Linked DNA regions of Homo sapiens: regions 2, 3, 4 and 5 are each linked to region 1. Evidence: chromatin contacts called from ENCODE Hi-C or POLR2A ChIA-PET data. All regions are on one chromosome and are shown on one strand. Each heading gives the region's core, a stretch centred on a gene start or an enhancer-like site at or near the end of the contact. The rest is flanking DNA. Distances are from core to core; before and after follow the strand shown. Region 1 holds the start of LARS1 (leucyl-tRNA synthetase 1). Region 2 overlaps ARHGAP26 (Rho GTPase activating protein 26). Region 3 holds the start of GRPEL2 (GrpE like 2, mitochondrial). Region 4 overlaps ARHGAP26 (Rho GTPase activating protein 26). Region 5 holds the start of ARHGAP26 (Rho GTPase activating protein 26).

Evidence for each region. Hi-C counts contacts between places; a loop is a spot of excess contacts on that map. ChIA-PET counts read pairs that join two places held with the same protein, here RNA polymerase II (POLR2A). Pooled maps may share reads with other maps.
Region 2: POLR2A ChIA-PET joins it to region 1 with 10 read pairs in T-cell. The contact joins the enhancer-like site here to the promoter of LARS1 in region 1. POLR2A ChIA-PET finds 5 or more read pairs at or near these places in 2 of 52 experiments (T-cell and activated CD4-positive, alpha-beta T cell).
Region 3: a loop to region 1 is called in a map with no recorded cell type, with 22 times the contacts of the local background. The contact joins the promoter of GRPEL2 here to the promoter of LARS1 in region 1. A Hi-C loop is called at or near these places in 1 of 37 single-sample maps with no recorded cell type and 7 of 50 pooled maps. POLR2A ChIA-PET finds 5 or more read pairs at or near these places in 1 of 52 experiments (Panc1).
Region 4: a loop to region 1 is called in a map with no recorded cell type, with 4 times the contacts of the local background. The contact joins the enhancer-like site here to the promoter of LARS1 in region 1. A Hi-C loop is called at or near these places in 1 of 37 single-sample maps with no recorded cell type. POLR2A ChIA-PET finds 5 or more read pairs at or near these places in 1 of 52 experiments (activated naive CD4-positive, alpha-beta T cell).
Region 5: a map of CD4-positive, alpha-beta memory T cell shows a loop between it and region 1 (18-fold over the local background). The contact joins the promoter of ARHGAP26 here to the promoter of LARS1 in region 1. A Hi-C loop is called at or near these places in 2 of 168 maps with a recorded cell type or tissue (CD4-positive, alpha-beta memory T cell and naive thymus-derived CD4-positive, alpha-beta T cell) and 6 of 50 pooled maps.

The regions. Positions count from the first base shown.
Region 1 is chr5:146,180,929-146,183,915 of GRCh38, reverse strand. It overlaps LARS1 (leucyl-tRNA synthetase 1), which reads left to right and starts at 1,266. Exons shown (of 32, transcript NM_020117.11): 1 at 1,266-1,428. The coding sequence starts at 1,423. RefSeq lists enhancers at 1-674, 1,583-1,742.
Region 2 is chr5:142,838,207-142,841,340 of GRCh38, reverse strand. The region is part of intron 1 of ARHGAP26 (Rho GTPase activating protein 26); the gene reads right to left. Among named protein-coding and RNA genes, the nearest start is that of ARHGAP26-AS1, 29 kb to the left of the region's middle. Within about 2 kb of position 1,525, at least 11 of the 41 ENCODE cell types and tissues checked have a DNase peak (open chromatin) inside an H3K27ac peak, as active enhancers do.
Region 3 is chr5:149,343,672-149,346,748 of GRCh38, reverse strand. It overlaps GRPEL2 (GrpE like 2, mitochondrial), which reads right to left and starts at 1,250. Exons shown (of 4, transcript NM_152407.4): 1 at 1,133-1,250. The coding sequence starts at 1,209. RefSeq lists enhancers at 318-941, 942-1,567.
Region 4 is chr5:142,797,328-142,800,169 of GRCh38, reverse strand. All of the region lies in intron 1 of ARHGAP26 (Rho GTPase activating protein 26), which reads right to left. Among named protein-coding and RNA genes, the nearest start is that of ARHGAP26, 28 kb to the right of the region's middle. RefSeq lists an enhancer at 2,243-2,744. Within about 2 kb of position 1,554, at least 9 of the 41 ENCODE cell types and tissues checked have a DNase peak (open chromatin) inside an H3K27ac peak, as active enhancers do.
Region 5 is chr5:142,768,660-142,771,684 of GRCh38, reverse strand. ARHGAP26 (Rho GTPase activating protein 26) reads right to left here and starts at 1,308. Exons shown (of 23, transcript NM_001135608.3): 1 at 770-1,308. The coding sequence starts at 923. RefSeq lists an enhancer at 1-669 and silencers at 965-1,084, 1,095-1,504.

The DNA of each region.
Region 1 (2,987 bases), core at 17-2,516:
ACCATACCCAGCTAATTTTCGTATTTTTAGTAGAGACGGGGTTTCACCATGTTGGCCAGGCTGGTCTCAAACTCCTGACCTCAGGTCATCCGCCCACCTCGGCATCCCAAAATAATGGGATTATGGCCACCGCCCCTGGCCCTGTTTGGTAGTGGTCTAAATAGTCTGAGTCAGGCAATGGGACCAGGTAGGCTTTCAGTCTCTTGCTTAAAAATGGAGATTGTTGGCCGGGCACGGTGGCTCACGCCTGTAATCCCATCACTTTGGGAGGCTGGGGCGGGCGGATCACGAGTTCAGGAGATCGAGACCATCCTGGCCAATATGGTGAAACCCCGTTTCTACTGAAAATACAAAAATTAGCTGGGCGCGGTGGCGCGCGCCTGTAGTCCCAGCTACTAAGGAGGCTGGGGCAGAAGAATCGCTTGAACCCGGGAGGCGGAGGTTGCAGTGAGCCGAAACCGCGCCACTGCACTCCAGCCTGGAGACAGAACGAAACTCCCTCTCAAAAAAAAAAAAAAAAAAAAAAAAAAAAAAGGAGATTGTTGGCTAGGTACGGTAGCTCACGCCTGTAATCCTAGCACTTTGGGAGGCCGAGGGAGGCAGATCACGAGGTCAGGAAATCGGGATCATCCTGGCTAACAAGGTGAAACCCAGTCTCTACCAAAAATACAAAAAATTAGTCGGTGTGGTGGCGCGCGCCCATAGTCCCAGCTCCTCGGGAGCCTGAGGCAGGAGAATTGCTTGAATCCGGCAGGCCGAGGTTGCACTGAGCCAAGATCGCGCCACTGCACTCCAGCCTGGGCGACAGAGCGATACTGCGTCTCAAAAAAAAAAAAGGAGATTGTCAATACGCGGTTATACAATGTCTAAATGCTGGGCTGTTGAATGCCACTGACAGTAAAAAATATCTGTGCATAGTGGCAAGCCATAAGTAGCACCTCAGTCACCGTATAGTAATTAACTGCGTATCCTGGCATCCCGACAGGCAACCAGCTCTACCGGGTGAAAAGGTTGATGGCCAAGGGACTCCAACCTAACCAGGGCGCACTCGCGGCATTCTGCGATCCCGCACTGCATCATGGACTTTGTAGTTCAACATGCCAGTGACGTCACTGCCGGTTCCCCTCTGAGTGGGCCTATCGGGTAGACTTCCGATAACCCGTTTTTCTCTGGGAATTGTAGTCAGTTAGCGCCTGCTGGGTGTCTGCTCGGGTGGTCTGGGAACTACAATTCCCGGCGGGCTGTGAGATGCCTTGGCTGTAGTTAGTAAGGAGCCGGATGATTGCCTCAGCAGGTGTGAAGCGTGTGCTTTAGTTTCGTGGGAGGCCTGGCATCCCCGAGAGGGAGGGGAAAGGTAACCACTCCTTTGTGGAGGTCGCCAGGGTCATTGTCGTGGATTTGCACAGTCGGCTGGGCGGTGCAATGGCGGTGAGTTTGAGCGAGAAGAATCCGCAGGGGCCCTGGAGCCGGACTGGCCAGTCTCTAGGGGCTCTCCATGTGCTGTCCTGAAGGGAAAGTCCTTTTCTAAAAGAGAGCCACGCTTAAGGCGTGCCTTTCGTAGAGACTTTGCTTTTTCTTGCTAGTTTATGAACCACGAACTGATGTCTGTTAACTTTACGGAGTACTTGGATATCATATTTGTTATTTCTCTGGAGTTTCTAAAATCGAGGTGGAGAGCCGGGCACGGTGGCCCACGGCTGTAATCCCAGCACTTTGGGAGGCCGAGGCGGGTGGATCATTTGAGGTCAGGAGTTCGAGACCACCCTGGCCAACATGGTGAGACCCCGTTTCTACCAAAAATACATAAATTAGCCGGGCGTAGTGGTGCGCGCCTGTTAACCCAGCTACTCGGGAGGCTGAGGCAGGAGAATTGCTTGAACCCGGGAGAGGGAGGCTGCTGTGAGCCAGGATCGCGCCACTGCACTCCAGCCTGGGCGACAGAGTGAGACTCCGTCTTAAAAATAAAATAAATAAATAAACAAACAAATAAAGCCGAGGTGGAGAGAGGAGTATGTAAGTTGATTCCTACTTACAGCAAAAAAAAAAAAAAAAAAAAAAAAAAAAAAAGAAAAAATTGAGCGCCTCTCCGTAAAACAGACAAAAATCTCTCTTTTCATAGTGTTTATGTGTGTGGGTAAAATACATTGTAAAATATTGTGTCAGGTGCTGATAAATGCTGTGGGGAAAAAATAGAGCAGGAAGGGGTGCTAGGGAGTGTACGGTGGGGTAGTACAGTTGCAATTTTTAAAAATTTTTTTAAATTTGGGAGATGTTCTCACTCTGTGACCCAGACTGGAATGCAGTGGCGTGATCATGGCTCACTGCAGCCTGGACCTTAGGGCTCAAGCGATCCTCACACCTCAGCCTCCCCACAGCTGGTACTGCAAGCGTGCTCCATTACACCCTGCTAATTTTTTGTATTTTTAGTAGAGACAGGGTTTCGAACTCCTGGGGTCAAGCGATCCTTCTGTCTCAGCCTCCGAAAGTGCTGGGACTACAGGCATGAGCCATCCCGCCTGGTTTTATTTTTTTTTGTTTTTTGTTTGTTTGTTTGTTTTTTTCTTGAGACGGAGCCTTGCCCTGTCGCCAGGCTGGAGTGCAGCGGCGCGATCTCGGCTCACTGCAACCTCCTCCTCCCAGGTTCAAGCGGTTCCCCTGCCTCAACTTCCCGAGTAGCTGGGACTACAGGCGCGCGCCACCATGCCCAGTTAAATTTTTTGTATTTTAGTAGAGACAGGGTTTCACCACATTGGCCAGGATGGACTCAATTTCCTGACCTCGTGATCTGCCCGCCTCGGCCTCCCAAAGTGCTGGGATTACAGGCGTGAGCCATGGCGCCTGGCCTGTTGCAATTTTTAAAAGGATGATCAAGCAAGGCTTTGCCAAAAAGGTGGCAAAAACGAGGTAAGAGAGCAACCTATGCAACTATAGGAAGAAAGAGATTTCCAGGCAGGGGCAACAGTGTAAGTGAAAAGCAGGGATCCCGG
Region 2 (3,134 bases), core at 276-2,775, 3.3 Mb after region 1:
AACCTGTGGCCACCTCCTCAGGGACAGATCTTGACACTTCATCTGACATTAGTCTTTCCCTATCACCCAGGATTTGTTTCTTTCCTAGTTGATGACTTACAGTGATTTGTGTCTCATTGCTTTCTTCTTTGTCTGCCTACATGAAGGTAGGAAGCCTGAATGCTGTTTTATCCCCAGACCCCCGAGGCTGATACAAAGAAGCCAGGCAATTAATCTTTATTGTATGGGTGGGGTAAGATGAGGAAAGGAAATCAAGCAGAGGTCCCTGGATATCCTTAAATGGTGAGACATAGATCATAATATTACTAATTTCCCTAAATAACCTGTTATAGATCCAGTTTTCATGAACTTATGAAATCTCCATCTTTTCACACTTTCCATCTCAAGGAAAACACATAAATTCCATGTGTTTACTGTCTGCTGTGTGAAAGTACTACTTCCTTTTATGTTCTTACATTACCGCTACTGAACCTTTCTTTGGAGGAGGAAGGCAAGAAAAAGAACTGGCAGAGTAGATATGGAAGGGTTGCTTAATCTAGCTTTTATTCTAGGATTCTGTGAACAAGTCCATGTTTGTTCCCTGACAATTTCATCTCAGCTTCTGGGTGGAGTACACACACCAGGACCTCAGAGAAGAGGCTAAGTGAAACTCCTCACATGGCTTTTCTGATGCCTCTACTGACCAACTAGGCTCAAATAAGACGATGACAACTACCACTTGCCATGGGCCCTCCCCATTCATTTACCTAGGAACCTTAGAAGCACAACTCTTAAACATTTTCTTGTTTACTGTCTGTCTTTTCCACATGACTTGAAGGTTCATAAGAGTAGAACCTTGGCTGTCTTGTTCACAAACCCCTAAGACATTTTAGGCCCTATTTAACAATAGTCAAAAAACAACAACAACAACAAAAACAGTGATTATGTACTGCCTAAGATTCTGGACAAAGACTAAGGATTTATTTCCTACTAAAAGAAAAAAATAACCAATGTATTATTCCTCCATGATGAGGTAAGGCTTTGCCAGACACTCCCCATCATATATTTACATAGTTCTGAATAAACACAGTTCAGGTTCCACCCAAAAACTGTTTAAGTTTAGCCTTTTTAACAACGGCAAATCCATAAATCACACTGACTATGAGGATAAAGGACCTCAAAAACTACCCAGTCCTTGAATGAACCTATTTAGCAACAGTAGAGTCAAAACGTGTGGCAGATTCTATATCTCAAAGATAGCCACACCCATACATCCCATCCCACATATTCTTCTTAATGACTAATGAGACACAGGCACTCCTCCACCAGGCAGTGGGGTCTATATTCCCTTGAACCTAGCTGGACCACTGCAACTGCCTCAACCAAAAGAACATGGGGAAAATAATACGCATAACTCCAGAGGCTAGCTCAGTCTCTCTCTCCCCTCCCCTCCCCTCCCCTCCCCTCCTCTCTCTCTCTCTGTCGCAACACAAAACTGGACAGCACACAAAATTTCCCCAAGGTCTCCAGTCTCTGAGCTCTTTGGACTTGAAGAAGCTGAGTCAAGCTCTTCGGCCAGCTGCCACTTTCTCCCTTAACCATCCATTTCATTTGCACAGAGAATGAAAATAAAAACTTTCCCTTTCGAACAAATTGTTTTTGCCAGCTTTCTCACTCTCAGGAAAGCCTCATTCCAGAACTTTTTTGGTTTTGAAAACCAGAATAGGGATTATTTTACCTATATGAGGTCTCTCTTTGGTCTACCTCAACAGACTAATATCAACCAAACCCAGAGGGGTATTCTTTTAATGAGAAAAATCCTTTAACTTTCAATATTTATTGAAAAAAATCTACTATCCCACATGGGTTTCAGCATCAGACACACAGAAGTTCAAGTATCGTCTCTGTCAACTGTTAGCTGGATGACCTTGGGCAAGTTATATGACCGCTCTGTACATTAGCTTCCTATATCTGTAAAAGAAATAAAAAAAAAAACCTTCAAAGGATTGTTATAACAATTAAATGGGGTTATTATAACTAACACTTGTAAAGTGCTTGCTATGTGCCAGGCACTCTTTAAGTGTCTGAAGGTGCTCAGATAACTCTGTGAAAATCAAATCTTAATTACAGCATAAGAACAGAGACTCAAACCCAGTAAACTCAAACGACTCATCTCAAACTCACTTTGTAAATGTATTTTGTATTACATCACAAAATAAATGTAAACTTATAAAATACATAAGAATCGTCTGAAATGTTTGTTAAAATGCAGATCCCTGGTTATACTCCAGAGATTTGAGTCATTAATCTAGGACGGAGTCCAGGAAGGTACTTTTTTTAACCACATCAACACTACTACTTCCCAGGTGATTTTAGTAAATCTTGCCCTAGAGATGCTGGTATACATATCTAGACCAAATAAGTCATGATGGCATAAAAAGACCATAAGCTAAGAGTCAGTGGTACGAGTTCTAGTCTCAGCTTTGTCCCTATCCAGTTCTACAGCTTTGACGTGGTCACTTAACTTTTCTGAGTCTGTTTCCTTGTCTGTATAATGAAAATTTCAGACTAGATAATTCCAAAGCTGTCTCTTTTTCCAAAGTTGATCCCACAACATGACTACTAGACACAAGTGCCTCAAACCAGCTTGTTCTGTGCATTTGTAGCAAACAAAATAAGAACAATAATATATAAGCCCCACTATATACAGGACACTCCAAGATGCTTACGAATTCATTTAATTATTTTTAATGGTCACAACCATCTTGAAATGTAGGCATTATTGTCCAAGATGATAAAAGCAAAACTCAGAGAAGTTCAACAACCTGTCTGAGGTGACACAGCCAATAAGCGTGGCTAAACCTAGATTCTATCCCAGGTTTACCTGACCTCATACCTGCATTAGTATATCATTATGCCTTTGGCCATCTCATTATAAAATTAACTTCCTTTGTATTTCTCTGTTCAATCAAAAGGTAAGAACAATGAAAGCTTGGCTATAAGGAGGAAGAAAAATGCAAAACCTATTTCCTTGTTAAGGTACCATACAAACATTACTACAGAATCAATCAATATTTTACCCTTAACTTTTTTTTTTTTTCTTTTAGATGGAGTCTCACTCTCTTGCCCAGGCTGGAGTGCAGTGGTGGGATCTC
Region 3 (3,077 bases), core at 1-2,500, 3.2 Mb before region 1:
AAAAAAAAAAAAAAAAAAAAAAAAAAAAAAAAATTCTCAGGGCCAGTTCAAAGGGAAAATGGCCAAAGCTTAGACCAAGAAATAGGGTTGGGGAGTTGTGGCCAATCTCAATTCCTACTGCTTCAGAACTGGAGTAGGGAGACAGCTTACCAGAAGGAACCATTTTTCTTCTGGTCATTTCCTTACATCACCAACAAGCTGCCAAAAAGACTTGAGAACGGTAAGCAAAACCAAGTCCCGAAACCCTGAATGCAACCTCTCACTTAGGTGCTAGGGTAGGATGTTGGGTCAGGTGTGTTAAGGTAAAAAGGGTGACATATGTAGTTAAGCACATTTACCAGATTCTCCCGTAGCTTACTTTACTATTCAGAGGTCCAACCCTACCTCGTACTCAACTATTTTTATTCTCTATCCCAGGAAGAAACAGTGTAGGGGCAACAGTCTCTGAGAAAATTAATTAACATCGCTCATTAAATAAGAGCGCCGATTCCAACGCCCTGACTGGTTTCCAGCCCGGGTTCCACCACTTCCCAAATATTTAAGTTTGGAAGTTACTCAACTTTTCTAAACCTCACTTTCCTTAACTACTAAATGGGTAATAATAAAAAGAACCACCCATAATTCTGCAGTCGGCCTCGTAAGCGACCAATAAAAGCTGCCGATGGAACTTGTCTTCCGAAGGCTGATGCAATGGCCGTTTGGAGAAACAAGTTCAGCGGCCTCCTTTTACTGACAGGTACAACAGTGCCCGGATAACGGAGAAAGGACTGGCCTTAGGTCACACGGAGTGAGGGGAGAGAACCCAAATTTACCCACAGGTACCACAGGCTGGGAGAAGAGGCCGGGAGAGTGGTACATCCCTCCCTTGGGGGCTTAAGAGACTTCTCACCTTCCAGGCCATGCATGACCTCGGATCTCCTTACCTTCCTCGGCCTAAGAAAGAGGCACGGCTGATGGCCTCAGTTTCCCCGTCTGTAAAATGGGGCCGTGAGTGCACGGTCGTAGAGGCCGAGAAGCTTGGTCCCCTGGCCTACGCTCAGATAGCTCTCGCCTTCCAGCCCACAACCACCCCGGCTGGCTCGCTAGCCCCTCAGAGTCCTCACGCTCCCGACTCCCCGCCTGCAATGCTTACTTGCTCTCCCACGCGGCACTCCAGGCCAGTAGGCGCTGCACCCGCAGCCGGCCCGCCCACAGCGACCGTACGGCCATGTTTCCAATTTGGGCTGAGAGGCAGCGCACGCGCACTTGCTGCGAGTGAAGAGATGCTCCCGCTTAAAAACCAGCCTTTGCGGGCGTTTCCCTCTCAGGACTTCCGGACAGGAACGCTATGCTTCCGGTTGCCCGATGGGCCGCGCCGTTCCCCATCCGGTCGTCCGGAGCTAAGGCAACACTTCCGGCTCTCAGTGTGTTCCGCGGGTAGGCGAGGTCCTAGTAGTAACTACAGTCTCCGTGCTGGGCGCAGGGTCGGCAGCAAAGAAAGCAGATCATAGCTGTGCCCGCATGGAGCTTACTTGATATTATGAGCGATAAACAGATACAAGCGGGATGTAAAGTCAGAATATGAGCGGTGTTTGAAGGTGAGGGGCAGGTGTCGCGGAAGCCTAGAATAGAAATCTAGCCTTGTGGAAAGTTTTCCCAGAGGAAGGGGGTATTTGAGCTGAGCTGAAGAAAGGGTTCAGGCAGAGGGAAACATCTGCAGAAGCCTAATAAAGAGAGAAGAGTATTGCATGTAAGGGACTGAAATATACTGAGGCGGGAGGGCAACAGGACTGGTGGTTAGGAAGGGCTAGATCACGTGAGCGGTTTAAAACATCGCAGCCTGAACCATTGCCCATCACTCCTCCCAGTCTTTTTCTCTAATGCCCTTCTTATCGACTGAATTGTTTTTTTAAATAGTGTGTATTTTCTCATTTCCTCTCACTAAAATATAAGCTCTTTTAAGGCAGAGATATTGTCTATTCATTCCCATTGAGCAGTGCCCTAATGTAGGTGTTCAAAATTATTTTTTTTGAGATGGAGTCTCACTCTGTCACCCAGGCTGGAGTGCAGTGGCACGATCTCGGCTCACTGCAACCTCTGCCTCCCAGGTTCAAGTGATTCTCCTGCCTCAGCCTCCTCAGTAGCTGGGATTACAGGCGCCCACTACACCCGGCTAATTTTTGTATTTTTAGTAGAGACAGGGTTTCACCATGTTGGTTAGGCTGGGCTTGAACTCCTGACCTCAGGTGATCTGCCTTCCTCAGCCTTCCAAAGTGCTGGGATTACAGGCATGAGCCACCGCCCCCGGCTTCAAAAAACTTTTTTGCTGAATGCAATTTAGTCTGATTCTGATTGCAATGGAATGTGAAAATAAATAAAACCTAAAAGCTGTTGGAACCTCCCAAATACTTGAAGCTTTGAGAGAGATGTGGCTGTGGTCTGAGTCCATGTAGCATGTTTTGTAGTTCTGCTTCTTAGAATTATAGCTTAATTCTCTTCCTCATTGTTCTTGTTCTGTAATGACTAGGAAAGAGCAGAGACCAGATTTCTTCCCTCTCAATTACTGATGTTTGTAATAGACAGCCTCCTTTATTGTCCTGCACCTAACTCAGACTAGATGGTGCCCTGAACTGAACTGACCCCATGACAGTTACATCTGCAGGATGTGATGTTAAATGTACCTTTCTTGAAGGAAAAAGACCACCTTAACTACTCAGATCATTGTAACTGTGCATTAAGCCTTGCATAGAAAGATGTTGAAATTCTGTTAAACCTCACTGAACCCAACCTTTCACACTTTGGAACACTGACTTCCATCTTTTTTAAGACAGACATATTTTTCCATTCTGTGCTTCCTGGGCAGGCCATCCTCAACCTTTGTGCTTGAATAAACTCTCTTTAAACTAGATTCTGACCTTTTAAATTATTTTAGATTGACAGGGAACATGTGACAAAGGCTTTCATGTTTAAAGAGTCACTTTGACTGCTGTGTGAAGCAGATTGCAAGGTGTAAGAAAAGAGGTAGGGAAGGCAATATGTTGCAGTAGCCCAGGCAAGATGGGGCTATATTCTGTCCTGGAAGAACAGAGAGAGACCTT
Region 4 (2,842 bases), core at 305-2,804, 3.4 Mb after region 1:
ATCATTAGAAACTTAGTCTGGATTTTTTATAGTTACTTATTACGCAGGTATTTCTTTCTAGATCATTGTGCCAGACAATGGGAAGTATGGCTCTCTCAGAGCCTGCATTCAAGGATAAGAAGGTACCAACTTAAATTTGTACCAATGAGTCAAAAGTGTTCGTTTAACACTGTGTGTCCCACTACATCAGGCCAGTGACTCAAGCATGTGAATAAGCAGCTGTGAAGTCAATTACATTTTGCTACAGTTTTAATGTCCCTTCCAAAACTCATGTTTGAAATGTAGTTGCCACTCTAACAGTACAAAGAGGTGGGGACCTTTAAGAGGTGATGAGGCCATGGGGGCTCCGCCCTCATGAATGAATCAATGCTGTAATCATGGGAGTGAGTTTATTATCACAGGAATGGGTTCCTTATAAACAGATGGGTTTGCTCCCTTTTGCCTCTCTCATCCTCTCTTTGCCCTTCCAACATGGGATGACACAGAAAGCAGACCCCTCCTCACCAGATGCTGGGCCCTCAATCTTGGACTTCCCAGCCTCCAGAATTTTGAGCCAATAAATTTCTGTTGGTTATAAGTTACCCAATCTGTGGTATTCTGTTAGAGCAGCACAAAACGAACTAAGGTACATGTCATTCCTACAGCTCAAGGAATAAATCCTGCTGAGGAATTCACAGGTACAAATACTCTCAGCCTCAAAGCATCCACTCTTGGGACTGTTGAAAGATGGAGGGTAAACTTCTCACCATATTACAAATTAAGACATTCGTCTTGACAAGCATTTGTAGAATGGCTACTGTGTGCCAGGCACCACGCAAACTACTCAGGATATAGCCATGAACCCTATCCTTCTGGAGCTTAGCATCTAAGGGGATCTTATAGTCTGAGTTGTAACGAATGTAAGAAAGAACCAAAATGCAGAAACACATATCTCTAAAGAAAATAAAGATACATTACAATATGCCTCCAAAAAAAAAACCCACCACAGTTGTTACTCCTAATACCATTCACCGCTATAAGAGTGAATACCTGCAGCATTACTTTACTCTTACAGTAAGAGTAAAAGCAGAAAAGGTGACCAAATTAGCGATGTCTGTTAGGTTTAATGTGGAACACATTATCTCTTCGAGGTATACCAGATTGGGAAGGAACAGCATCACCTAAACAGGGCTGTTTCCATGCCCAGGAAAGCTGCCAGGCAGCTACTGGGCCTTCAAGGTTACCACTCAAATGCCAGACCAGCTTGGCCTGGTGGATGAAGGGGCTCCATGCTGCAATGAGAGCTGCATTCTTTTCTCAGGTCAGCCATATATCCCACAGCCCTGAACTAGTCAATTCCTTCCCTGAGGGTATATAGTTCCTGCATTTATAAAATGACAAGACCAGTAGAAAAAGGAGAAGCATGGGGAAGAGGGGAGGGATATATAACTGTTCACCAAGTGCATACATAGACACAAACCCAGCTTTAGATGGCATGATAGGTCCTGGGCGGAAACTCTTTGCTCTTCCTCTTCTCGCTACATACCACAAAGTGTACTTGCACCATCACCACCCTTCCAGGCAGAGTGGCTTTTGAAAGACAGCTCTTAGGCAATCTACAACTTCCTAAAATGCTACACAATACTCCATTTGAGAGCACAGTCAGAGCACAATATCCCACCATGCCCCAACCAAGCCTGTTTCTCTGATGCTGGTCCCAGCTATACACCAAAGAAGCCTACCAATGACAGAAGGTCACTAGACTGGGAAACCAGGTGGCTTCCAGAGGCAGTGGCATTTGAGCTGAGACATAAAAGGAGGAAGAGGTGAAGGGAAGCGGAGGAATGCTGCATCAGAGGGCACTGCATGTACCACAGCCTTGTGATAGAGGAGGCACATGAGCATCAAAGGGAGCAGAAAAAGGGTCCTGTTGCCGGAAGATGCAGAGATGGTGTAAGATGAGAGTGGAGAGGCAAAGGAAGACAGACCACAATAAGGGGGTCATTTTAAGAGCAATGGGAGACAACTAAAGGGTTTTAAGCACTGAAGTGGCATATGTGATCAGATTTTCATTTTGAAAAGACCACCCTGGCTATAGTGGTAGCCGCAAGCTAATCAATGAGTCCACCTGGCAAATGCTAGTAGCCCCTAAATGGGGACCACTGTCCAAGACATCAAGAAAGAGAAAGGCTGGGACATAGCGGAAAAGAAGAAGGGTCAGGTAAAGGGAAACTTGGTCTAGCACAGGCAACTCAGCAGCATGAACATCAACTGGAGCTTGTAAGAAATGCAGAATGTCAAGCCCCACCTCAGAACCTGCATTTTAACAAGGTCCCCAGGCAATCTGGATGCACATTAAAGTTTGAAAAGCACTCCCCCAACAGAGTGGCAACTGGTCTTTGGAGATTATCAATCATACCACCAAAGACTTGCCTTTTCAAACTCAGCTTTAAACAGTTTGTCAATGAAGCTGCAAAACCGAAATACCTGCCTTAAGGTTTAAATAGAATGGAATCACAGACGAGGGTTGCTGTGAGAGAACTCTCAATTCCTAAACTAGCCAGAAGGGGAAATCAGCATCCACCTGTTCTTTGATCTTGCCAAGTCAACACAACAAAAGCAACCACGTAGGGTGAGCACAGACAGCTATGATACAAAAAATCACCCTGTGACCACCCCCAAAAGCATCACTTATCTCCTAAGCAGAATCCAAGTCTCTGCCAAAGCTTCCTGACAAATCCTTGAGTCAGTCACCTTTGAGGGACAGCTTCTCAACACTCAAATATTCATCTTGTTGCCCACTTGAAAAATGAACAAAACTACTTGCAACATTCATCAATCCCACAGATCACAATTCTATCTA
Region 5 (3,025 bases), core at 59-2,558, 3.4 Mb after region 1:
AGGATAACGGAAGAGGTAAAAAGGAGAGCTTGGGAGCAGGAGAGGGAGAGAGTTGGGATATGTACATTCTATTTTTAAACCCTCGCCCACAGTTTAGAGTAAAGGAACACTCTGATTCTCTACTCCCACCCCTATCACCTTCTGCTAAACACAAGAATCAGAACCTGCGCACGTACTGATTCCAGATTTAGAGATTACTGGCTGCCAATACTCCAAGGAATCGCAAGCTAACCAAGCATTCCACCCAGGGAACCCGGCGGCCTGACTAGGCTGGAGCTGCGTACAGGGAGCGAAGCAGTCACAACCCACCTTTTCCCAAGGGGAGGCAGCGCCCCCTCGGCAGGGCACGCTCCATTCTCACGGTTGGGCACTCAAGGCTGAGCAACTCTGCCCCTAAGGGAGCTGGAGCTGTGGACACGATGGGATCTGCCCGCTGGCTGCGGCGCGCTCGGCACTCTGGCCCCACTGCTGGGACACCTGCGTGCCGCGCACGCCCACGCCCACCCGCGCTGCCCCAGAGCACCACCCGCGCTGGGTCACCTCCCGACCATCCCTGAACGCAAAAGGCGGAGCGACGGGTCTCTCTCTTCATCTGATGGTTGCTGGTTCGCCCGCTTTACGTATCCTTCCTGCCTCGGAGGCGTCGACACCCGTCCCCCAGTGTACCGGGAGCAGAAACCCGGCAGACGCGCGGGCAACCCGGGCTAAGCGCCACCTCCCAGTTCCTCCCGCCCCGGAGCCGCGTCCCCGAGGGGCTCGGGACACTCACTCTTGAGCGCGCTTATGAGTGACTTCCCGTCCTTGATGAGCTCCTTGATGAATTTGTTGGTCTTGTCCAGCTCTGCTTCGTGCGACTTGAGCGTCTCTCGGAAGTGCGGACTATCGAGGCAGCAGTCGCTGAACTCGAGCGCTGGGAGCCCCATGGTGCGCGCGGCGCCCAGCCGGGGGGCGCGCCTCCGCCGGGGCCCGGGCCGCCCGCCGCCCAGAGCACTCACGCGGCGGGACCCCGGCCGGCTCCCCCGACGGCCGCCGGCTCCACAGGTGTGGCGCTGGCTCACTCCGCGCGCGGTGTCCGCCGGCGCGCAAGACTCCCGAACCGAGCTCGGACCCGGCCGAGGTGCTGCTGTTCCGGGCGCGGGCAACGGAGCGGATCGCGAGCAGGAAACGCAGCGCGGACCCGCAGCGGCGCCGGGAAGCGAGCGAGCGGGCGAGCGAGTGCAGACGCCGCCTCCCCGCCTCCTTCGCTAGCTAGCTCTCGGCAGCCTCGAGCGCCCTCTCACAGCAGCCTCGGCCGCCCCGCCGGTGTCTGGGCCGCTCGAACCTGCTAGCGATGACTTAATCCCCGCCGGGCCAATCAGCGCACCCTCCCCTGCCCGACCCTCAGGCCGCCCGAGGACGCCCGGCCCTTCCGCGGTCTTGATCCAATCAAAGGGGCCTGGAGGCAGGGTCTGCGGCTGGGGGCGTGGCCCTCGCCAACGCCTAGGTCCGCAGCGCAAACTCCGCCTCCTCTTGCCCTCCCAGCGTTGCAGACCCCGAAACCTAGGGGTGAGCGTTGCTGTGCACCCGCCCCCGCTACCTTGCCCGCCTGCTCCAGCCCGAATCCGAGCCACGCATGGCGAGTCTGCTGGTCCTGGGGGCCGAAGAGCCTCGATGTGCCAAGCATGAAAAACCTGGGGACTAGGGCTGCAGTTCACCACCGCCTGCCCTGCACTGCGGGGCAACCGATTTTACACTCAAAATACAGCCCCCTGCTCCGGGAGAATCCCGAGCGACCAAACGCTCCTCTTCCAGTCAGGCAGAAAAATGTTATTTGCATCTTAAAATTACCAGCTCTTGCCTGCAGTCTTCCCGCCCCCTACGGTCCGTCCCCCTCACGGCCACTCCTGCTCAGAACCCGCCCACGGTTCCCCTCAGCCGAAGGAGCTCACATCATTACTAGAATTTCAGCCGCCTGTTATTTTCCTGCTCTGCATCTAGCACAATTTTACATAATAAGATGACAGTCTACTGCCTGTCATCCTTCGCTACACGGTAAGCCCCACGAGGGCAAGTGCCCCTGCAATTTTCTTGTCCGCTGTTGCATCCTGGCACCTAGCACAGTGGCTGGCATTTAATAACAGATATTGAGCACTTACTATGTGCTGTGTGTGCTACGGTGATTGATAAATGTAGAATAAATGAATGGATCCTTTCCCAGAGCCATCTCCACCTCCCACGCCCAGTGCGTTGCCCTGTAGTCCCTCTGTTCGACCGCAGGACTCAATTCTGGCATCTCACTCGTTGCACTTGTCAGGCTGGGTCCCACAGGGTGTCTAGTGCTGAATTGTTAACTCCTGGAGGATAGGGACTGTCCTTGAATAAATTATCTCTATGTCTAGGAACCAGCAGCCCTCCTTCAGCTACGTGGGGGCTTCATGTTTGTTTGGGTTGGTTTGTTTTTTAAATAGGTCTGCTATGTGCAGGCACTAGCCTAGATGGTAAGAATACAAAGATGAATAACAGAATGAATTTAGCTGCTGGTGGTATTAGGTGAGATGGAAGCAAACAAGCGATAACCATGCCTTGTGATAGGATAGAAGGCCTGGGTGCTTGGGAACATGGATTTTTCACTCAGGAGGGGTCAGAGGTGTCCCATCTATATTAAGAAAGCAATTAATGTATTAAATTCATAAATGGAGCATGGTGGCTCACACCTGTAATCCATAACTTTTGGAGGCCAGGTGAGAGGATTGCTTGGGGTCAAGAGTTCAAGACCATCTTGGGCAACACAGCGAGACCCCCCCCATCTCTACAAAAAATTGTAAAATAAATAAGTAAATGTATAAATAAGTGAATGTGATCTCTTTGATAGGTGTATCTACAAATTTAGACTTGATAGCAGGTCCAGACAGCTATCTGATAGATAATTACAACCCAAAAACAATTGTTCTTCACTTGCCAAAGATGAGAAAGATCTAGAATGGAAACCCTATGAAAGTAAATCTGTTTAATGCTTTATCTTGAGCACCTAAAGGTAGGTGTTCTG